Linked DNA regions of Homo sapiens: region 1 is linked to region 2. Evidence: read pairs that join two places in POLR2A ChIA-PET (ENCODE). Cell type or tissue: K562. All regions are shown on one strand. Each heading gives the region's core, and the rest is flanking DNA. Links, peaks and the distances in the headings are about the cores only. Region 1 overlaps LINC02568 (long intergenic non-protein coding RNA 2568). Region 2 overlaps CA12 (carbonic anhydrase 12).

What was found. ChIA-PET counts read pairs that join two places held together with the same protein. Peaks named below come from ENCODE experiments on the same cell type or tissue, not always from the same donor. Only the 100,000 strongest peaks of a DNase experiment are listed, where the experiment ranks them.
Region 1: POLR2A ChIA-PET joins it to region 2 with 6 read pairs; 4 of 35 experiments call an interaction of 5 or more read pairs at or near these places.

What each region holds. Positions count from the first base shown.
Region 1 is chr15:63,419,105-63,431,603 of GRCh38, forward strand. It overlaps LINC02568 (long intergenic non-protein coding RNA 2568), which reads left to right. Exons shown (of 7, transcript NR_120375.1): 5 at 12,101-12,238. Among named protein-coding and RNA genes, the nearest start is that of LINC02568, 35 kb to the left of the region's middle. In K562, for the core only: no CTCF peak of the experiment used is centred there; no DNase peak of the experiment used is centred there.
Region 2 is chr15:63,355,951-63,368,449 of GRCh38, forward strand. All of the region lies in intron 2 of CA12 (carbonic anhydrase 12), which reads right to left. Among named protein-coding and RNA genes, the nearest start is that of CA12, 20 kb to the right of the region's middle. In K562, for the core only: no CTCF peak of the experiment used is centred there; DNase peaks (open chromatin) are centred at 6,531 and 7,531.

The sequences.
Region 1 (12,499 bases), core at 2,569-10,568, 63 kb after region 2:
ACAATAAAGTCAGATTCCTGTGCTGGGCTGAGTTTCCTTGAATTTAGGATGCCCTAAGCCATCCAGACCAAGGCCGGACAAAAGTATCTATTACCTACCTCCCCTCCAACCAACAAAATTCCCTTCCCCTCAGTGCAACTCCTGTCTGCTCAGTAATAAAAGGAACATATAGCATCTTGCACTGCTCCTGAACATCTCTATGTTTTCCAGATTTTCTTGTTTGATATTTTAAAGTTAAGAAGAGAATATAAATAGCAACATAGGCAAGGCTGGATCTTATAATTCCCTGTATTTCCCCGATCAGGGCTCTATTAGAATTGCATTCAACGTTTGTTTATTGTCTCTCTCCCTCTTGAACACAAGCTCCTTTGTCTGCGATATTCCTAGTGCCTTACACAGTGGCTGCCACCTAGTAGGTGCTCAATAAAAATCAGTTGAAAGTTGTAAAAGAGAACAGTAATCTCCGGAAGTTAAGATTCCCACATGGTTGCTGATACTCGCAGGCGTAGTCAAATTTTTCAGAGTCTGCCTTTAAGCCCTTAATGGATGCCTGATAATTCTCTGCAGTTTCTGACAGATAAATTAAGAGAAAATAAGAGTCCAAGCCATGTGAAGGAAGACGATTTGGGACTCAGAGGCCATTGTAAGGCAGGCTGGCCCTGGGAACAACCCTGCAACAGGCTCTTGCTTTACCGCCCCTTCCTGGTTCTACACCTGAGCGCTGGACCTACCCCGCCCAGGCCCACTGAGGCCCAGGCACCCCCAACACTTCTGACTTGGATGAAGTGCTATGCCATGGGCCACGGGATCTGGCTTCTCTAGTGGCCGTCCATAGGAGGCAGGAACTCCATCTAAAAATATGAGTGAGTTGAAGCCCCGTGGGTGAACTTTGACCAATGAGAGATGGGGGATAAGATCCTGCAGATAAATTCGTTTCTTCCTCACATCCCAAAAAGACTGTTTTGAGGCACAGTGGCCCCATGTGCCTCTCTGGAGATCTGCCATGTGAACCCAAATGCTTTGTGTTTCTTGTGAAGCTTCAGCCAGCTTGGCAACATCATCATGAGATTACTTTCCTGCCTGTTATGGGTTGAATTGTGCCCCCACAAACATATGTTGAAGTCCTAACCCCCAGTACCTCAGAATGTGAACTTGTTTGGAAATAGGATCATTGCAGATGTAATAAAAGACGAGGTTATACTGGAGTTGGGTGGGTCCTTAAGCCAAGGTGACTGGTGTTATAAGAAGATGAGAGACACACAGACACAGACACAAGGGGAGAACGCTATGTGACAACAGAGGCCGAGATGGGCATTACACCACCACAAGCCAAAGAACATCTGGGGCTACCAGAAACTGGAAGAGACAAGGAAGGATCCTCCTCCTAGAAGCTTCCAAGGAAGCATGGCCCTGCCGGCAGCTTGCCTTCATATTTCTAGCCTCCAGAACTGTGGGAGAATACCTTTCTGTTGTTTTAAGCCATCCCGTATGTATTAGCAGTACTTTGTTATGGCAGCACTTGGAAATTAGTACACCATCTCACTTCCATTTTCCGCTGACTCATGCTGTGCTCTGAGATTGTCCCTCCATAAAGTGTTAGCACAGAAACTTTGCCTTAGGCTTTGTTTTCTAAGGCAGTTAACAAGGTTATATATATGTATGTGTGTGTGTACGAGTTAAAGTCCATAGTGAACTTAGATCAATGATAGATGATTTTTAATATATATGCATTTACAAGCATAATATATATGCATTTACAAGCATAATATATATAATACATATAATGCATTGACTATATATGCATTACAAGCATATATATATATATGCTTAAATTATTTTTGAAGGGACACATAAGAAACTGGTAAAAAGGGTTGCCCCTAGGGAGGAGAAGTAGGGGGCTGTGGGACAAGGACAGATGAGAGAATTTTGTTTTCCTTTTTGTACCCTTGTCATGGTGGATGATATGGGTTTGTTAGTTGTTTATTTAAGGTAAATTTAAAACATTTTAAAGATAATGGCCTAGGAGGGTCTCTGAGGCTCTAAGAAGGACAAAAAGAGTATAGAGGGACTTGTGCAGACCTGGTAACAGGTAAGGGAGGTGTGTGGATGTCCCAAAAGATGCCAGCAAATTCTGGACCAAAGGCTAGTCAAGATGAATTAAGTTTCAGGAAATAAACAAGGGCAGGTGTCTCTCTCCACTACGGAGCTAACACTTGAGCAACCCCAGGACAGAGGAGAACTCCCCAGAGAGAAGAAAGAGAAGGAGAAAATACTGACTTGAGCAAGCTTAAAACTAAAATGACCAAGAAACACATTTAAGTGTCTGAATTTGCTTAGAATTGACTATTTTGTTATTGTTGTTTATATTTAATCAGTAGTTAAAATGGGAGCTCAAGATATTGTTTAAATTACAGAAAAACAAAATTCGATATTTGGGGGATACTCAAGGTTATAGCTTGGGAAATATTATACCCACACCTGTTATTTGGTTTAATCCTCTCAACCACCTGTATAAGGTTAGTATCCCCATTTTACAGATGAGAAAACCAAGACCTAGAGAAGTTCAATGACTTAATCAAGATTATACAACTTTGAGGACAGGCATAGTGGCTCACACCTATAATCCCAGCACTTTGGGAGGTGGAGGAGGGCAGATCATCTGAGGTCAGATGTTCGAGACCAGCCTGGCCGACATGGTGAAACCCCATCACTACTAAAAATACAAAAATTAGCTGGGTATGGTAGCACAAGCATGTAATCCCTGCCCCTCAGGAGCCTGAGGCATGAGAATCACTTGAATGCAGGAGGTGAAGTTTGCAGTGAGCCAAGATCGTGCCATGGCACTCCAGCCTGGGCTACTGAGTGAAACTGTCTCAAAAAAAAAGATTATACAACTTCTAAGTGTTAGAGCTGGCACTTGAATCTAGGCGCATGTAGACTCCAAACCTGATCCTCTCTTCCAGACTCCAGATTTCTTTTTGAGTGGGGTTTATTCCAGCATTTCTAAGAGAGGTTCACACATCTGTCAACTAAGAGGCTGGTTGGCTCTTAAGGACCAAATCATGCTCTTGGGTTGGGGGTAGAAGAGGCAGAATCAGGGGAGGAATGGAAGACATAGAGGGAGAGACGTGAACTTCCACTCCCATCCATCTCTGTATCCCTTCTTGAAGAAGGGTCTCTTGTCTAAATGGCTCCCTCTTCCTTCAACACAATTTGATCTAAGTATGTCTCTCATTCTACCCTAATTCCTGACAACCCAGTGTTTTGGGGGCCTGATTTAAAATGGCTTGAAGCCAGACGTGGTGGCTTACACCTGTAATCCCAGCACTTTGGGAGGCCGAGGTGGGCAGATCACTTGAGGTCATGACTTCGAGACCAGCCTGGCCAACATGGTGAAACCTCGTCTTTACTAAAAATACAAAAATTAGCCGGGCATGGTGGCAGGAGCCTGCAATCCCAGCTACTCAGGAGGCTGAGGCAGGAGAATCGCTTAAACGCAGGAGGGAGGCAGAGGTTGCAGTGAACCGAGATCGCGCTACTGCACTCCAGCCTCAGCAACAGAGACTCCGTCTCAATGAAAAAATTAAAGTTAAAATTAAATTAAATGGCTTGAGTTGACAGGATAGACCATTGTTCACACAACAGGATATCTGTTATTGCCAGAGCACCGCCCAAGGTACAATCTGTGTGTGCCTTGACGGTAATTTTCCTAAAGGCAAACTAGGTATGAGGTCTCAGTTATTCCTGAATAGGACTAAGAGTCAGGAGGATACAGATGAACTTTCCTCCACCGAGGTATTAATAATTATTTCTTAAATAAGTAGATGGATGGAGGATGGATGGATGGAAGGATGGATGGATGATGGGTAGATGATGATTAGACGGATGGACTATCTACTCAGGACCTCTGTTCGTTCTTCACTATCCTTTAATTTATGGTGGCTTACATCATTTCCTTGTTTCCGCCTTCTATGCTTGCTTCACTCAGAGATGGATCTAACACTGCACTAAAATGCGTCCCCTGTCTGTCACAGACTATTCTCTCAGCTTGACTTTATACAATTCAAAGGATTCTGCTTCAGACCAGTTCTGTGTGATTAAAGGGCAACAATATTTCTGGTGCACACTTGTAGATCGTTTATACAAAAATAAAAAGGATAACTGAGACTATGGAAACTGGAAATTATTTGTCCTAATTATGGATAGTAATAGGAGAGCTTTGTGTTCACTAAACACGCCCGCCCGCTTGGCCCCCAGAGTTACTGAGTTCATCTCTGTTTTTATGTTTTGGCCTGCTATCTGGCCCTCCAGGATAGTTAACTCATTTTCCATCACTCCTTTCTTGCACTTTCCATTCCCGTTGAACTGAACCACTTGGTCTGATTTTCTTTTTCTTCTCAGTTATCAAGAGAAAGGTTCTATAATCTCAAACTATAATTGTGGATCTGACTATAACTCCTTGCAGTTCTGTGAGTTTTTGCTTCATGTATTTTGAAGCTGTTTTGAGGTATATAAATCATTAAGATTATGTCATCTTGATGAATTGACCCCTTTATCATTATGAAATTATCTTCTTTATCTCTAGTAATATTCTTTGTTCTGAAATCTATTTTGTCTGGTATTGATATAACCACATTAGTTTTGTTTTGACAAGTGTTAACATGACATATCTTTTCCCATCCTTTCACCTTTAAGCTATTTATGTATTTATTTATATTTAAACTGAGTTATTTTCCTTCTTTTTTTTTTTTTTTTTTTTCTGGAGATGGAGTTTCACTCTGCCACCCAGGCTGGAGTGCAGTGGCCTGATCTTGATTCACTGCAGCCTCCACCACCTGGGTTCAGACAGTTCTCCTGCCTTAGCCTCCTGAGTAGCTGGGACTACAGGTGTCCAACACCACACCCAGCTAGTGCTTTTTTTTTTTTTTTTTTTTTTGTACTTTTAGTAGAGACAGGGTTTCACCATGTTGGCCAGGCTGGTTTCAAACTCCTGACCTGAAGTGATCCACCCACCTCGGCCTCCCAAAGTGCTGGGATTACAGGCCTGAGCCACTGTGCCTGGCCTAAAGTGGGTTTCTTACACAGAGCACATAGCTGAGTCTTGCTTTTTCTTATCCAACATGGCAGTCCCTGCTTTAGTTTCAATATTTAGCCTGTTTACATTTATCATGATTATTCACATGGTTATTATAAACACTATAACATTTATCATGATTATAACACATGCTATGTGTTTTCTATTTCTCCCATCTATTTTTTACTCACATTTCCCTCTTGTTCTTGTTTTTTTTAAGTAATTGGGTATTTTTCATGACTCTATTTTTATCTTCTTTGTTGACTTATTAGCTATAACTGTTTGCTTGCTATTTTAGTGGTTGTGTTCGGATTTATAGTATGCACCTTTAACTTATTGCTTACCTTTAAGTTATATCATATCACTTCATATATAAGAGTCTTACAACAAGGCCTGTCACGGTGGCTCATGCCTGTAATCCCAACACTTTGGGAGGCCAAGGCGGGTGTATCGCTTGAGCTCAGGAGTTCGAGACCAGCCTGGGTAATATGTAACCCCATCTTTACAAAAAATACAAAAATTAGCTGGGCGTGGTGGCGCATGCCTCTAGTCTCAGCTACTCAGGAGGCTGAGTTAGGAGAATCACTTGAGCCTGGGAGGTTCAGGCTGCAGTGAGTGGTGATCACACCACTGCACTCCAGCCTGGGTGACAGTTAAGACCCTGTCTCAAAAAAAAGAAAGAAAGAAAAGAAACTTACTACAGTATATTTCTATCTCTCCCCTCCGGGCCTTTGTAGTATTGTTGTTATAGATGTACCTCTACATAATTATTAAATTATTTTTGCTTTAAACAGTCAATTATCTTTTTTTTTTTTTTTTTTGAGACAGAGTCTTGCTCTGTCACCCAGGCTAGAGTGCAGTGGCATGATTTCGGCTCACTGCAACCTCTGTCTCCTGGGTTCAAGTGATTCTCCTGCCTCAGCCTCCCGAGTATCTGGGATTATAGCCACCCGCCACTGCGCCTGGCTAATTTTTGTATTTTTAGTAGTGACGGGGTTTCACCATGTTGGCCAGGCTGGTCTTGACCTCCTGACCTTGTGATCCACCCGCCTCAGCCTCCCAAAGTGCTGGGATTACAGGCGTGAGCCACCGTGCCCGGCAACAGTCAATTATCTTTTAAAGAGACTTAGCTAAGAAGAAAAAAGTATTTAAATTGTCTATATAGTTGTCATTTCTGGTGCTCTTTATCCTTTAGGTAGATCCATGTTTCCATCTGGTATCATTTTTCTTCTGCTTGTGAGACTTCCGATAACATTTCTTGCAGAGTTAAGTCTGCTGCTGAGGTTATTCTTTCAGCCTTTGTAGATCTGAAAAAGTATTTCACCTCTGTTTTTGAAAGACACTTTCTTTGAGTGTGGATCTCTCATTTGACAGGGCTTTTTGTTTTGTTTTCTGTTTAGTACATTAAAGATGTCATTCCACTGTCTGCTAGCTTGCTCTGCTTTCATGAGAAATCTTCTGTCATCCTTACCTTCATTTCTCTGTATATAAATGTGTCTTTTTTCTCAGCTGCTTTTGATTAAGTGTGATGTGCCTTGGGGTTGTTTTTTTTCATGTTTCTGTGCTTGGGTCTGTTAAGTTTCTCAGTTCGGCGAGTTTACAGTTTCCCTCAAACTTAGAACATTTTTGACTAATATTATTTTTGGCATACCAGCCCCATTTCAAGGACTCCATTCTCCAATTCCACTTACATTAGGCCACTTGAAGTTATCCCACAGTTCACTGATGCTTTGTTATTCTCCTCTGCAAAGTATACTGTGTTACTAGTCCTATTGAGTGCAATTTTTCATTTCAGACATTGTAGTTTTCATCTCTAACAGCTCAATTTAGGTTTATTTGATATCGTCCATGTCTTTCTGTCATGTTCAGTCTTTCCTCTAGCTTCTTGAAATATGGAATATGTAATAATAACTTTTACAATGTGTTATATACAAATTCTATCATCCGTGTTATTTCTGGGTCAGTTTTGACTAATTGACTTTTCTCTTCATTCTAGGTTGAATTTTCCTGCTTTTTTGCATGCCTGGTGCTTTTTGCTTGAATGCCAAATATTGTCAATTTTACTTTGTTAGATATTGAATAGTATTGTATTCATACAAATATTCTTAAGCTTTGTTCTGGGATGCCATTAAGTTACTTGGAAAGAGTGTGATCATTTCAGGTCTTACTCTTAAACTTTGTTAGGCCAGGTCAGAGCTGCATTTAATTTAGGGTTAATTTTCCCCCCTCCTACCAATGCAAGATACTCCTTGGTACTCTAATAAATGCTGCCTGAATTACGAGGTTTTCCACTCTGGCTGCTGGGAAGAGGCATTTTCTGAGGCTCTCTGTGAGTACCCTCTGAGTACCATTCCCTCAAATCCTTTTGGGTGGCTCTTTATCTGGTTATTGGGGCATCAGTTTCCAATTCCTGCTGTAATAAATACCACAAACTTAGTGACTTGAAACACCACAAGTGTATTATCCCCAAATCAAGGTGTCAGCAGGGCTACATTCCTTCTGGAGGCTCTAGGGAAGAATCTGTTCCCTGCCTTTTCCAGGTTTATAGAGGCTGCCTGTACTCCTTGGCTTGTGGCCCCTTCTATTTCAAGGCCAGCAGCATAGCATCTTCAAATCAATCTCTCTCTCTCTCTTAGTCTCTCTGACCGCTGCTTCTGTCATGTCACATCTTACTCCCTCTTATGATTACACTGGGCCCACCAGGATGATCCAAGGTAACTTTCCATCTCAATCTCCTTAGCCTAATGGCATGTGCAAAGTTCTTTTTGCCCCGTAAGAGATTCCAGAGATTAGACATAGACGTCTGGGGTGGGAGGGATTATCCAGTCTGTAAAATGGTCCATTACATATGATTCTTGATAGTTACTACACCAATGTCATCTTAGTCTATGTAGCCAACATCATGACACAAACTATTAGTATTTTTTTAAGTGATTTTGTTTGTTTTCTCAAACTGACCCAGTCTCACAAGTCTGTAACAGCTTAACCTTCCAGAAAGCATGCTCAGCATGACAGAGCTGGGACCATGGAATGCCTTTCTCTGGCAAACAATAGAGATGCCCAATGATGCTAATCTTCTGTGGTAGGAACAGTCAGGGAGAAACAGTAATTCTTTTAGGCCCATGCAACTTTTGAATGTTTATATAACTCAAGTTACTTAAGACAACTAATTTGGAGGGCAACTTGACAACATCTAACAAAATTGAAGACATACATACCCTCTGACCCAAGAACTCTGCTCTAAACATTGACCTTAAAACTCCCACATGTACACGAAGAGACTTATACAAGAAAGTCCATTACAACTTAGTTAGCAGTAGCACAGAATTGGAAACATTGATAGGAGGATGGATAAACTGAGATTTAATCATTGTCTGAGTTCTCTAAAAAACAGACTCTGAGACAAAGATACAAGTAGTTTATGTGGGACGTGGTCTCAAATGTTTGACAGCAAAATATGATACTAAGGAAGAAGCCAACAAGCCACAAGTTGTGTTCTTGTGGTAGACATGGATGTGCTGCCCAGATTCCCCTTCAGGAAGCTGCAGGGGTTGGCATCGGCAGAGGGCCTCCAGCTGTCAGCTCCCCCAGGGTCTGCCTCAGCCATAGACAGCAGCCTCACCCAAGGTCATGCCCACTCCAGGACAGCCCACAGCCAGGGACTGAGCAAGGCGGAGGTATAAAGACCCAGCCATTTGGGTCCACCACGAGACACTCTAATGGGTGCTACTGTACTTGCTCCCCAGCTCCCTGCAGGTTGGCCAAGGCTTTATCAGGCCAGCGTCACAGTTCTCCTCCTCCTTCTGCCCAGTCCTGTGTTCCCCCATTTCCTTTTGGAGGTGTTGATTCCTAATAAACATCTTACATCCCAAATTCCAGCTCAGTTTCTGCTTCTGGAAAACCTGGCCTGAGATGATTATCAAGGAAGTTACCACTGTGGGCAGTGAACAGCAGCTTAATCCTGCTGGGAAATTCTAGGAGGCAGTGTAGAGTGAGGCCTCAGAGTTATCCTCCCTAAGGAGCAAGGGAGCTGGGGTATTTATCTACCAACTTCCATCAGTCATTGGTGAGGGCTATTCCTGGGGGCTGTTAAATCCCAGGCTTTTGGGCCTGCTCCATGTAGCAACAGATCATGCTCCAACAGTCAAGAAAGCCCGTGGACAATGATGTGTGGGTGCTGGCAGTGGGAGCCAGAGAAATGCTGAGTGCTCAGAGGATATAGGCAGGCAAGACACCAACAGAGATTGCTACATTCACAGAAAGGAATATTAAACAGCAGTGATGATGAATTAGCTATTTGCATCAATATGGATGAATCTGTCTGCGGCCATACCACCCTGAACATGCCCAAACTTGTCAATATGGATGAATCTCACCAAAACAATATTGAGTGAAAAAAACAAGGTTCAGAAGAATCTAAACAGTATTATATAAATTGGAGAAAAATTTAAAACATGCAAAACAAGAATATTTTTAAGAAAGATACACACACACATACATATATATAGCAAAAGTAGAAAAATACGATGAACAGTAAATTCAGGAGAGTCATAGTATCAACAAAGAGGGAGGGATGGAATGGAATCAGGAATCAGGAGGAGGCCTTGACTACATCTTAAATGTTTTAAATTTTTTGCTGGGTAGAAGTTACACATATGACCATTATATTATATTCTAATTTTTTTTGTATGTCCAAAATTTAAAAAAATAAAACATTGTAATAAACAGGCCAGACTCAGTGCCTCATACCTGTAATCCTAGCACTTTGGGAGGCCAAAGTGAGAGAATCACTTGAGCCCAGGAGTTGAAGACCAGCCTGGGCAACAGCGAGACCCCATGTCTACAAAAACTTTAAAAAATTAGCCTGGCATGGTGGCACATGCCTGTAGTCCCAGCTACTTGGGAGGCTGAGGAGGGAGGATCACTTGAGCCCAGGAGTTTGAGGCTGCAGTGAGTTATGATTGCACTACTTCACTCCAGCCTGGGCAGCAGAGTGAGAACTTAAAAATAATTATAATAAACAAAGTAAAATCTTATTTAAAAAATTCAAATGATCTGAAAGACATGAGGATTGGCCATTGTGAAAAAAAAAAGACTTGTTTTGTTTTTAACTAAAAATAGCATTAAGGATATTTTTAAATGTAAAAACTCTTTCATGACAAGGGTATAAGAAAATGTGATAGGCGCTACCACTGGAGAGCTGAAATACTTTCAACTTCACTCTTTTTTTTTTTTTTTTTACTTTTATGTTAGGTTCAGGGGTACGTGTGCATGTTTGTTACATAGGTAAACTTGTGTCATGGGGGTTTGTTGTACAGGTTGTTTTGTCACTCAGGTACTAGGCCTAGGACCCAGTAGTTATTTTTTCTGATCCTCCCTCTCCTCCCATCCTCCACCCTCTGATAGGCCCCAGTGTGTGTTGGTCCCCTCTATGTGTCCATGTGTTCTTATCATTTAGCTCCCACTTATAAATGAGAACACACGGTATTTGGTTTTCTGATTCTGTGTTCATTTGCTAAAGATAATGGTCTTCAGCTCCCTCCATGTTCTTGCAAAGGACGTAATCTCATTCTTTTTATGGCTGCATAATATTCCATGGTGTATATGCACCACATTTTCTTTATCTAATCTGCCATTGATGGGCATTTAGGTTAATTCCACGTCTTTGCTATTGTCAACAGTGCTACAGTGAACATACATGTACATGTGTCTTTATGGTAGAATGACTTATAGTCCTTTGGGTATATACCCAGTAACGGGATTGCTAGGTTGAATGGTAGTTCTGTTTTTAGCTCTTTGAGGAATCGCCACACTGCTTTCCACAATGGTTGAACTAATTTACACTCCCACCAACAGTGTATAAGCATTTCCTTTCCTCCACAACCTCACCAGCTGTTATTTAACTTTTTAATAATAGCCATTCTGACTGGTGTGAGATGGTATCTTATTGTGGTTTTGATTTGAATTTCTCTAATGATCACACCTTTTTTATTGTTTGAATTGTTTTTAACATGAACAGGTACTGCTTTATTGAAAAATGAAAAGCACCTGTAATTCTATCAACCTAACACCACTATTTTCATTTTCATTAATCCATTTTCCAGACCTTGCTCACATGCATACACTCTTTGCTAAGTTGCAATCATATCACACATGTATTTTATACCGTTTACACTTAATCATATATGATATGTACATAAACGTTTCTCCATTTCTATGTAGTCTAAATAATCATCTTTTCTTTTTTTTGAAACAGGGTCTCATTTTGTCACCCAGGCTGGAGTGCACTGGCACAATCTCTGCTCTCTGCAGCCTCAATCTCCCAGGCTCAAGTGATCCTCCCACCTCAGCCTCCCAAGTAGGTGGGGCCACAAGCATGCACTGCCATGCCTGGCTAATTTTTGTATTTTTTGTAGAGATGAGGTTTCATCATGTTGCCCAGACTGGTCTCGAACTCCTGGGCTCACATGATCCTCCCGCCTTGACCTCCCAAAGTGTTAGGATTACAGGCGTGACCCACCACACCCAGCCTAAAGAGTCATAATTTTAATGGTTACATAATGTTCTGTCTTGTCAATGCACAGTAGTTCACCAACCATTTCCTTATTTGAGATATTTATATTGCTTCTAAATTTCAGATATTGAAATAACTTTTTGATAAATATACTTGTGGAGGTTTTTATGTTAAATATAGCCTTAGCAGAAACCCCACGGGTGCAATTACTAAGTCAGAGGGTGTGTCTTTGCCCTGCAACACACAAAGCTTTCCCTTTGATGACGATTGTTTACTTAAAGCCCTGGGGACTCCCAAATGCCTGGGAATCTTCATTTTAGACTTAACCTATTTTAGGCTTGGTTTTGTTTTACTGCATTCTCAGGAGAGCAAAGGAGACAGCTGGGAGCAGATGGGCAAATCCCAGTTTGCCCAAAGAAATGTCTATTTTCCAAGGGGCATGAAGAATTTAGGAATAAAGCAGATCTGATTTCTAATTCTGACTTTGCTACTGGCAAATTGTGTGGACTCAGGAAAGTGACCGGCCCTCTTTAAGACTCAGTGTGCTTACCTCTGAAATGGAGCTGTCAATCACATCTGCCTCACAGGCTTGTTCTGAGGATGAAGTGAGAAAATGCCCACGAGGTGCTGGTTGCAGCAGCTGGTGCATAGTAAGTACTCAGTGGATATGAGCTGGTCCTAAGTAAGGTCAGCAAAAACGCTCTTCCCACAGACCCCGAGAAAGCAGAGTCCTGAATGAGGGGCTAGGGGAGTTGCCTTCCAGCTGATATTTCTCAATGGCTGTAATGCTGGTGAGAATTAAATAATTGGAGGAAGCAGGGGGAGAGAGAGAATGGAAAGAATCTTCTCTGGAACTACCAGCCTGTATTCTTTGCATTTCCATATCTAGCATGGAAATGAGAGAAAAACTG
Region 2 (12,499 bases), core at 2,905-10,904:
AAGGACTACAGATACCGTCTTTTTCATGCACTGTTATATGCATAACATTTACATGATTAAATATGGTGTTTGAAGTAATTTTTATTCAGTGTTGACCATCAGAAACATGGTCATGTTTCTAACCATGTTTTCATGGCTTAATCTCTTTTTAAAAATTGTCGGCCGGGCACGGTGGCTCACGCCTGTAATCCCAGCACTTTGGGAGGCCAAGGAGGGCAGATCACCTGAGGCCAGGAGTTGGAGACCAGCCTGGCCAACATGGTGAAACCCCGTCTGTACTAAAAATACAAAAAATAGCTGGGCATGGTGGCATACGCCTGTAGTCCCAGCTACTCGGGAGGCTGAGGCAGGAGAATCGCTTAAATCCAGGAGATGGAGGTTGCCGTAAGCTGAGACTGCGCCACTGCACTCCGGCCTGGGTGACAGAGCATCTCAAATAAAAAATTAAAAATTGTAGTAAAATATACATAACAGAGCTTTTTCATTATCTCAAACATTTATTGTTGGTGGGAACATCAAATAGTTTGGCGGTGCCTTAAAACGTTAAGATAGAATTACCATATAATACCAGCAATTCTTTTTTTTTTTTGAGACAGAGTCTCTCGCTCTGTTGCCCAAGCTGGAATGCAGTAGCGTGATCTCGCTCACTGCAACCTCTGCCTCCTGGGTTCAAGCGATTCTCGTGCCTCAGCCTCTCACGTAGCTGGGATTACAGATGCACATCACCACACCCAGCTAATTTTTGTATTTTTAATAGAAATGGGGTTTCACCAGTCTCGATCTCCTGACTTCAAGTGATCCACCCACCTTGGCCTCCCAAAGTGCTGGGATTACAGGTGTGAGCCAACACGCCTGGCCTGATCCAGTAATTCTAATCCTAGATATAGATCCCAAAGTATTAAAAGCAGGGATTCAAAGAGATACCTGTACACCTGTGTTCATAGCAGCATTATTTATATTAGTCAAAAGGTGGAAATAAGTCAATTGTCCATCAACAGATGCATGGATAAACAAAATGTGGCACAGACATACAATGGAATATTGTTTAGCCGTAAAAAGGCTGATCTCATTTTAATGTACCATTTCTTTTCCAAGAATCTAACCCACCAGATGCTTGAGAGGAGCTGGGATAGGTCTTTTTATTTTCACGGCACCCTTTATGGAACCAAACGTATGGCAGATGCTCAATGAATACTCACTGGTTGAGAAAAACTCTGTAGTTTACTTGGCCTAGACTTGAATAGTGGTTGCCAGAACTTGAGTGCACAATCAGAATCTCCTAGAGGGCTTGTTCCCACACAGACTGCTGGGCCACACCCTCAGAGTTTCTGATTCAGTACTTCACGGACGGAGCCCTAGCATCTGCATTTCTAACACATTCCCAGGTGATGCTGCTGCTGCTGGGTCCAGGAACCACATTTGGAGAATCCCCAGCCCAGAGCCATATTTCTCAACCATGGCTACATAGTGGAATCTCCAAGAGCTCCTGATTTTGCTCCCAGCCCCAGTCCCTGAGATCAGGATTAATTGGTCTTGGTGTTGAGGTGGGAGGTGCTTTAAAAAACTGCTCACATGATTCTCATGGGCAGCCAAAGTAGGGAAGAGCTGCTGTGAAACCCTCATCACACTGAAGGCCTTGTGGTTCTTGTGAGCAGAGTCAGGGCCTTTTTCTCTCTGGTCTCAGGGTGAAGTTGCTTTCTTTCTTTCTTTTTTTTTTAAATTAATTTTTTGTTGTGGTAAAATACATAGAGCATAAAACTACCATTAGTAAAATTTAGTATATTCACGATGTTGTGCAACCATTACCCCTACTTAGATCCAGAACATTTCAATATTCCAAAGGAAACCTCATACCTGTGAAGCAGTCACCTCCCACTCTCCCTGCTCTCAGCACCGGGCAACCACTAATCTGCTCTCTGCCTCCATGGATTTGCCTCTTCCGGATAGTTCATATAAACAGAATCATACAATATGTGGTCAATTGCAGGTGGCTTCTTTCATCTGGCATAATGTTTCCAAGGTTCATCCATGTTGTAGCATTCCTTCCTATGCAATAAAAAGGGCCTTCATGCCTTTTTATGATGGCATAATATCCCATTCTATGGATATATCACAATTTGGTTATTCATTCATAGGACTGCATTTTATTGTAGTTTAAATATTTGACTCTAGTTAAATTGCTATGGATTCTCTTGTGTAAAATAGTTATTGACCGAAATAAAATGTTGGTGTTTCTCCTGTTTGAGTTTTAGAAAATAAGCTGTGCAGAGTGCTGCAAGGCAGCTGGAAGGAAAGGAAGATGGAGAAAATACAGCCTGGTTTCCAGAAAATGAGGGCCTGGGGTCAACAAGGCTATTATTTGTGACAAGCTCTTGAGTGAAAAGAGAAAACTTCAAATGATCATGATCATAAAGCCATATTCCACACAGGGTGATGTAGCAATGTTCCCCGGCACTCACGGGAAACCAGTGGGAGAGCGAATACTGTGGGCAGAGGCTGCTTTTGTGACAGGCTCCTTTCCTGGCAGAGAGAGACTTGAAAATGTCACAGGTGCTTTTCATCACTGGTACAGCTGTCTCCCCTGGCTGACAAAAAAATGCTCCCTCTCCCCATCCGCCTTCCCAGCACTCATCTTTGTGAAGAGTGTGAAGCGGTAGGTGAGAAGCCATGACTTGATTTGGCATTTAGACAGCAGGCCGGGGGAAATCGGGGTATCTAATTTGAATGTGACCTTGAACTAACTCTGAGCTGTGGACATCCAATGTTTACTTCCTCAGGCGAGTACCCCTTTTTGCCCCTGACCTGATTACTCTTGTCTCCTCGGCCGAGCATCTTCAAAGAACTGTGTGCATACCCGCATCTGTGTCTTTACTTCCCATTCAGACCTCCCTGCTCTTCCACGCCCATGTCCCACTGAGTCCACACAGACTCTTCGGCCCTCGCACTTCATGCAGCCCTTGACCCTGGTGGCACTAACCCCCCACTCCTGATTTCTGAACCCTCTGTTTCTGGGGACACTGCTTTGTTGAATTGTCCTCCCGTTTCCCTGCCCTTTCTCAGATCTCTGTGGCCACTTGCCCCTCAATGTCAGCTGTCACGGTGGTTTTGTTGTTGGCCCCTTCTCCTTCTTACAGACACACTCCCCTGGGGTGAAGCTGTCCCCTCCCATGGCTTCAACACCAGCTCTGCCCCTGCCCAGTTTTCCTCTGAGCTCCAGACCACCTGCCTGCTGGCTACCCCCTTTGGATAATCCATGGGATCCTAAAACCAGATGTGGCTGGAAGGGGACTCAGGCTAGCAAATCATTTTTAAAAATAACCAAACTCACCATCTTTTCCTCCCCCTTCCTCCCTCCAAAGCTCCCCCCAACCCTCTATGTCAGCTGGTAATACCAGCCACCACACCAAATGCCTGGCGATCACAACTGACTCGTTCCTCTCCTCTCCTTCAACCCTCACTTCCAGCCATCACCTAGAATCACCAGTTGTTAACATTTTGCACACTTGCTTTCTCTCACACCCTCTACTGTGTATATGTACCTTAACCCTAACCATATATATGTACACACACACACACATACACACACACAAATATATATACACATGCAACCTCACTCCCGTCATGAGAAACCCTCAGACAAATAAAAATCGAGGGACATTCTCTAAGATCTATATGCTATATGCTACAAGGTCCGTTCTACATGCTTCAGAAATGTCAAGGGCATAAAAGGTCTAAAGAGATACCACAGATAAATGCTATCTGGATTGAATCCTGGATCAGAAAAAAAATGCTATCAAGGATAGTATGAAGTTTGTTTTAAACTTGACCGCCACTCTCCCAACTGGCACAGCCCTTGTTCAGACCACTTGCCCCACAGCTGTACCCCTCATTGGCCGTGTTTCTCCAGGCTCACCCTCCAGCTCTCCACTCTCCACAACAGTGCACACCAGATCCAGACAGTTCTCTGCTGAAAGTTCTTCAGTGGCTCCTTGAGATAAATATCAAGCTCTGTCATGTAGCACACAAGACCTTCACAATCCCACTCACTTCTCCAGGCTTTGCTTTCCCCACTCATCACCTGTCCAAAAGTGTGGAGGGTCAGAGCTTTTATCCTGCTTGCAAGTTAACAAGTTAGTCTGCCAGTTTCATGGATATCGGCAGAAGACATGAGATGCCTGGGTCAGAGACAAGGGACAGTTTAATACTCACAGCAGTAGCCAGAGTAACGTTTGCACCTGTTTCCCCAGCCCCAGTTCCACAGAATGATATGTGGACCAAGTGACACTGGCATATGCAAACTGCTCAGCATCATTGGCTGAGGAACTCAAGGCTTGGGAAACCTCATTCTTTTAAAGGGGGCGGCTAGCAAACCTGTCCAACATTTACCTCTGAAAGGAGACGTGATCTTTATTATGCTGACAGCAAATAAATCACTCTTTGCCCTGCAGGGAGATATTGTCACTATCATCTAAGACTGTTTGTTACATAAACGTCCTTTAAAAGCAAGTCTGGAACAAAACCTGTCTAGTGTCTCTGTTCACAGATATGCTGAAACATGAAAGACCCATGGAGAACTGTCTCCCAACACTACCCCTCAAACATTAGGCTACTGAGTCTCTAATTGTGCCACGTGCTCTCGCCTGCTTTTTAGGGCCTCTGTTGCCTGCAATGGGATGCCATCCTCATCCCTAAAACACTCACCACCCATGCACATAAATACTCACATATTCTCCTTGCCCTGCTAACTCCTGTGTGTTTCCAGAATTAGCTCCTCAGGCAAGCCTTTGCTGACAGACGCACATGCCCCCGAATTGAGGTTATTTGTCCCCTCTGTGTTCCACAACACCAGCACACGTCATCATAGCACTTAGTGTGCTTCATTGTAATTACCTGCTTATATGTCTACCTCCCCCTCACCTACCAGCCCATTGAAGGTAAGGGCTCTGTCTCTGGTTCCCTGTGACCAGCCCACAAAGGGATTCATTAAAGACTGGAGGGGAGAATAAGCGAATCGGTGAATAAACTATTATTTTAAAGCTGTCAACAGTTTCTTCCTGACACTTGAGGTGGCATCGGATGTAAATACAGTGAAGCTGGAAAGCTAGCATGGGGCCAGGGGTGGGGGGATTCATAAGCATCTTCCACACTCTGGGGCAGGCCGTCTCTGGGCTGTGGAAGGTAGCTCTTTGATAGACCCTCTTACCTACACAGATGTGAGGCAGGGAGCTGCCCAGTGGAAGTGTAGCCCCCAACGGAGCAGTCCAGATGCTGCTGCTTCGAGGTGAGATGCTCTGTTTAATGATACAATAATACAAACTGGAGGCATCTTTAGCAGTTTGTGCCTTTGCAAAGAACACTGTTTTTCAAAGGATGAAGTTAAGCCATCCTAGACCGGGTTGCTGTTGCCCCACCTGTGATGTTATTTTAGACTAAGCCAGTGATTTTCAACTGGGGCGATTTTGCCCTTCAGGGGACATTGGCAATGTCTGAAGACATTTTCAGCTGTCACAACTTGGGGGGGTGCTACTAGCATCTAGTGGGCAGAGGCCAGGGAATCTGCTAAGGATCCTGCAATGTGCAGGACAGTCCTGCACAACAGAGAGTTATCCTGCCCAAAATATCCACAGGGAAGAGACTGGAAGGTCGAGACTGGACTATTGTAATTGTCCCCTCAGGGCCGTGAGGAAAGAGGAACCAGAGCATGCCCCACAGCGGAGGTTGATCTTGATGGAGTTGGCTGCTCTCCCTGTCAGTCGTTCTCTGGGGCAGGAAAGAGTGGTGGGAGAACACAGTCAGGAGGGACTCCAGTCCATGGGACACAGCATGATGGCAGCACCTCCTGGCATTGAGGAGGCAGGAAGAGATCACCACCCTCAGGGAGCACTGATCACACAAACAGCTGTGTTAGATGTTCCTTTTAGGTTGTCATTGTCTAAGCATTCATCATAGGACCTCATTCAAATTTTGTTAAACTCAAGAACTAGTGAGGCTTCTTTCCCTTTTCTTTGTTTAAGCTACCATTTAATGAGCACTTTCTATGTGCCAGGCATCATTCTATATCAGGGGTTGGCTAACTTTTTCTGCAAAAGGCCAGAGAGTAAGTTTTTGAAGCTTTGCGGGCCCTGTGGTTTCTGTCACTACCAGCTCTGCTATTGTAGCCCAAAAGCAGTCACAGAGAATATGCAAACAAATGAATGTAGCTGTGTTCCAAAGAAATTTATTTATAAAACAGGTGTTGGGCTGGACTTGACCCATGGGCCACAGTTTGTCAACTGCCATTCTGTAAGCTTAACATGTGTTAATTACTGCAATCTGAATAACAATGCTATGATATAGACACTGTGTTCCTTTTAATAGACAAAGGAACCCAGGCACAGAAGGATTGACTAATATGACCAAAGTCACACTGCCAGTGAGTAGCAAGCCTGAGCTCTGAACCATGACAGTTCACATCTTCCACGACAGCAGCTTCTCAATGCTCTTTGGAGGGACCAGAGCCCAGGCAGTAGCAACGGCTATGAGGTGGTGAGACGTGACCAGCAGATAAGCCCTGGGCAATGGTCCAGAGCTGGAGGGAGTGGAGAACTAGCCATTTGTGACTTTGTGAACAATCCCTGGGGAGTCTGGAAATTACCCAAAGAGGGGATCTGATAAAAGACAGAAACTTCCTGAAGTTCCCCAGGATGAAGCCTGAACTAAAGTGAAGATTGGCCGCTGGACGTTGACCTGATGCTGGCTCAATGTTTCACGTAACAGCTTTCACAATAAGGATGTTCTTTCTGATATCTTACCTATAGCACTCTTGCTATTATTTAAAGTTTTCCTTTATAGTAAAAAAACCACGAAAACAAAAATCTTTTGCTTTTTCATAGTTCTTCTTAAACCTGAAGACCTTCATCCTGGCTACTTCTGTCTCTTCTCTAGAGATGCGTGAAGTATAGTGGGAAGGTCGAGGGCTTTGGAGGCATTCGACCAACCTGCCAATCACAGCTCTGCCACCGACTAGCTATGTGACCTAGGGCACATTTCTTTGCTTCTCTGGGCTTCACTTACAAAATGGAAGTGGCAGTACCTATCTCACCGGGTGCTGTGCTGTGAGGAATCACTGCGTAAGAGCCATGTCTAGACAAGGTAGACTCTTACGCACGCTGGGTCCCAGGCCCTCCTGAGTTGATTTGTCTCAGTTCTTTCTTTTTTTCTTAGGGGCTGGTTTCCAACCTTTTAGAGCAACTTCTCTCTTTCACTTCACCAAAAACAAATCTAAGGTTTCCTACATGTCTCCTTTTACTTCTAATGAGATGCACATGGTGATGTGGCATTTCCTTTCAGGCCAGTTTCACCTCTGAAATCCGACCATCCCAGATCAATGTCACCTTCTCTCTGGTGCCTTCCCTGAGTCCCAGAGCCAAAAATTAATAGAGAAATAACCCATTCTTTCCTCAATCATCAACAAGTGTTTCCTGAGCACCTCCCCTGGGCCAGGCTATGTGCATCTATCTGCCTATGCAGCTGCTGTGGAGACGCTGACCCCTAAGCTGTGCAGACACACCCTCCTTCTAGATAACTCTTCTTGAGGGTAAAAATGGCTCCTTGGTCACCCTCTGTTCCTCTTGGAAGTCCTAGAACACTGCTGTGCATGCAGCAGGCTCAAGCTCAAAAGCCACCATTGATTAAACAATTCAGCAGTGATAATTTGACAAGTGATAATCAGCCTTTGCAGGAAAGCCAACACCTGATTATTAACCCAAGAAGTACCCATGCCATCATGGGACAGTTATGTGGCAGGAAACAGTTGATGCCTATAATTCTTAACTTTTTACCAGGGCATAACAAGTTTTCTGACAGGGCATCTGTGCAGATGCAGTCTGACCAAGGGATGGGTCGCTCCCTGCTTCATCCTTGCTGATGTACAAGTTAAGCATTCCACTAAAAGGCTTATCAAGAGTGGGAGACTTGGCCGGATGCGGTGGCTCACGCCTGTAATCCTGGCACTTTGGGAGGCCGAGGAGGGCGGATCACCTGAGGTCGGGAGTTCGAGACCAGCCTGACCAACATGGAGAAACCCCATCTCTACTAAAAATACAAAATTAGCCGGGCGTGGTGGCGCATGCCTGTAATCCCAGGTACTCAGGAGGCTAAGGTAGGAGAATCGCTTGAACCCTGGAGGCGGAGGTTGCAGTGAGCAGAGATCGTGCCAGCCTGGGCAACAAGAGTAAAACTCTGTCTCAAAAAAAAAGTGGGGGGGCGGTGAGGAGACTTGGCTAGGTGCGATGGCTCACAATCTTAGAGCACTTTGGGAGGCCAAGGCAGGTAGATCACTTGAGCCCAGGAGTTTGAGACCCACCTGGGCAACACAGTGAAACAGTGAAACCCCGTCACTAGAAAAAAAAAAAAAAAAAAAAAAACAGTGGGACTCTTAGGAAACTGCCACAAGGAGTCTCTTTAAGATTTCACCTAAGCACGGTTCCAAGCAGGGAGCTATAAATGCACATGTGAGTAACTCAGAAACCAGCTGAGAGGCTGGGTCCCAGTTAAACTGTACAGGAGATGCAGCTGGGAGTATGTGTGAGTACAGACACATCTAAAAACACAAATACGCAGATGAACACAGATTGGGGGATGTGGGCGCTCCTCTTCAATCAGTCTTTGCAGCCTGGGCTCTTGCCTCGCAGTGTGCCGTTCTCATATGATATCTGCTCACTGAATCACGGCTTGCTGCCCAGGCCCTGCAGCCCTGGCCCATCGTCCAGGCACATTTCTGGCATATGCCTCTTCACTGTGCATGGCCTGTCCTCTGTGTTCCCTCTTCCAATGTGGTCCTGTCCAGTGCTAATCACCGCACTCCCTCCACTGCCCAACCTCTTCCAAAGATGTGTTCCTGAGGGCACTGTTTCAAGATTGTTCCTGGAGGAACTCCTGCACCTCTTTCAGCCCTGTGCTGCTGACAGCAATGACTGGATTCTATTTTGTCTTCCTAGCAACTGCACTGGTGTGTGTGTGTTTGTTTGTTTGTGTTGCGACAGGGTCTCTCTCTGTTGCTGGGGCTGAGTGCAGTGGCACAATCACAGTTCACTGCAGCCTCAACCTCCTAGACTCAAGTGATCCTCCCACCTCAGCCTCCCAGAGTTCTGGGATTACAGGCATAAGCCACCTCATCCGGACACACTGGTCTTTGATCCACATTTCCCATGAGCATGTCACAACGAACAGTGTAAAATATTTATTTATGTCAATAGGTATTAAGTCTATTGTGTTTTCTTTAACTGCTAAGCCTTTGATCCTGATGGGGGGAAGAAAAGCAAGTGAACTTGGCATAATTCCTGGCAAATCTACACTATTTACTCTTCAAAAAAAATCCCTGCATTTCCTCAACGGCATGAGGTGTAGTGCAGGGCACACAGTGCCTGGCATAAAACGAGCATCCACCAATGGACTGGGAAAGAGCACCGGGAGGGAGTTAAGAGGCCCAAGTTCTGACTCTGCTCCTCAGGCTGCTGGAGCCACCTGACAGTTTTGAGCTTTCCTGGCTTCAGTTGTAAACAGGGGCAGGGTTTGGTGACATGAGCTTCCCCTCCCCTGCCTGGGGCCCACCTAAGCAATAACGGCTGTCTGGGCACCTATTTGAATACTTTGTGAAGCCCAGCAGAGACGGGCTTTCAGCCACAATCAGGCTGCTCCAGGCAATTGCAATGTTGGGTATCTACATTTCTGGCCCAATTATATCAAAAGGTCAGGACCCCCATTTCTCCTCCCTTGGTCCAGATCCTCTCCCTTTCCCCTACATCCCTCTGGTCTCCCTTCCTCTGGGGTTTCACACTCAATCCATTCTCCACCCTGCAGCTGGGATGATTCTCCTAAAATGCTAATCCCAGTTTGTCAGTGTTCTACTTAGAAGGTCCAGCAGTGGGCCAGGTCCAGTGGCTCATGACTATAATCTCAGCACTTTGGGAGGGCAAGGCGGGGAGATCACTTGAGGTCAGGAGTTTGAGACCAGCCTGGCCAACATGGTGACACCCCCATCTCTACTAAAAATACAAAAAATTAGCTGGGCGTGATGGCGTGTGCCTGTAGTCCCAGCTACTTGGGAGGCTGAGGCATGAGAATTGCTGGAAACTGGGAGGCAGTGGTTGCAGTGAACTGAGATTGCACCCCTGCACTCCAGCCTGGGTGACAGAGCGAGACTATCTCAAAAAAAAAAAAAAAAAAAAAGCATGTCCTGCAGTTCCCTGCTGTGTCTAGAACGAGGTCCTGGCTCTTTGGCCTGGCTCAGCTCTTCACACTCTGGCCCCAAGCCCCTTCCCTCATCACTGAGGTCCTCAGGAATCTCCAGAACATAGCAGCTTCCTTCTTTGCACAGGCTGTCCCTTTGTCCCAGAGGCCCTCCATCCCCTGCCCTTTGCCTGGCTTGCTCTTATGTGTCCTTCAGGTCTCATCTTGGACATCACCTCCCCCAGGAAGCCTTCTTTAATCCTTTCCTCCAAAATACTGAGTGAGGTCTCTCTCCTCTGTACTGTAAGGCCCCGCTTAATTGCTCTGTCCTCCAGATTCTTAGTCTCATAATGGTAGGGACCAAGCCTTGTCAACCATTTCCTGAGTACCAATACTTATCCGTTTCTTTAGTCCAATATTTGGCACTTAGTCTTCACTCAGTGAATATTTGTGGAATGAATGTGAACCATTTATCTCAGGCAAGTTGAAAACTTTGGTTGGTTTTTACATCTGCCTTTGATTAATAACAAGTGGGAAATTTTAAACTACTTCATTACTATATAAATATGTTTAAAAACTGTTTAAATCATGGTACCCATGTGGTGGGGGAAGGCAGAATAAAACAGTGGTGAAAATGTAGGGTACCACTAGACTAAGGCTCTTTCTAGATGAAAATCCAGAAATCTGTTACAAGGTTTTGGCTCAGGATCAGGAAATAAGATCCCCAAGCTAGAAGGGTAACACTAAGGTGGCTTATTTATTTATTTTATTTTATTTTTTGAGATGGACTCTTGCTTTGTCGCCCAGACTGGAGTGCAGTGGTATGATCTTGGCTCACTGCAGCCTCTGCCTCCTAGGTTCCAGCGATTCTCCTGCCTCAGCTTCCCAAGTAGCTGAGACTACCGCACATGCCACAATGCCTGGCTAATTTTTGTATTTTTAGTAGAGATAGGGTTTCACCATGTTGGCCAGGCTGGTCTCAAACTCCTGACCTCAAGTGATCCACCCGCCTCGGCCTCCCAAGGTGCTGGGATTACAGCTGTGAGCCACCGCACCCAGCCAGCATGGCTTCTTTAGATTTGCAGGTCATAGAAGAATAGACATTTGCTCAAGTTGGAGACATCAATTTTCCTCTGGGCTTCCTGGTGACCAAAGCCAAAAGAGTCAACAGTAAACACTGCCTCATACTTGCTTCAAAACTTTCTTCCACGACATTGAGAGTTCCATCTTTTCTCCTTTCTCCATTTCTGATAGAGTTTCCAGAAAAGTGGTGTGCCAATGAGGAGCCACCCTGGGAAGGCACCAGGCCCCACTTGCCAATGCCAGCATGACCTTACATAAGGAAATCTCACTGTCATCATTACCTAGGAGACTTTGCAGAGCCCTGTGTCCTAGAAGGAGGGGGCAGCATGTGCCACTTGCCCTGAATCTGCAGGTATCTTTCTGAGAACTGGATGGGTTGCATCCATTTCACACCATAGCTGACCTAGTCACGAGTTAATAATTGCAAAATTGTTTAAAAGTTAAAATGAGCTAAGTGATCTACGTATTTGGAGTTACACCAGCTCTGAGTCAATGTTTATAGACTCAAGGAGGTGGCAGCTAGTATTTGTTTCTTCCTGGTTGGCATAAATTGAACGCTTGTCAGGTAATTGGAAAGTTTTCTCCTTAAATGAATACTTACATAAACTAAAAAAACTAGTGCCTAAATTACTTTGTTTTTACATACTTGTGAGAACGACCCAACATCACCAAAAAGTATACGTGAACTGTGAATTAACTGCAAGTTGGAAAAAGCTATAGTTCAAGATCTCACATGATTCCCCATCATACTTACGTGCTGTGTCAGACCAGGTGCATAATGGCCGTTATTTTTATACCGTTTTGCCTCCACTGTTTTCAGTATTGTTGAAATTAATCGTTTCAGCCCCTTTCTGTGTGTTCTTAGCATCTAACATGGTGCTTCTCTGTATTCGTGGAATAGCTATCCTATTTCATTGCTTCTCAATGCAACTGATAACAAGATATATCCCAATTTCAGAGATGCTAAAATGTGGGGAAAGTGGACATCTTAGGACCAATAAAATAGGACCTTTGACTGTAGCAGGTGCTATCTCTCTTTCTTGGCCTGGTGGTGTGGCCCCTGGAAGAGACTGGCCATGGTGCCTGCGCTCCACCGTGGTGCCTGCACCCTTCGCCCAGCAGTTGCCCCTGCGAAGGAAGAGAGTAACAGGCCAGGAAGGAGGCCCCTGCTCCTTCTAAGACTGCAGGATCCCGAGGAAACATTCTC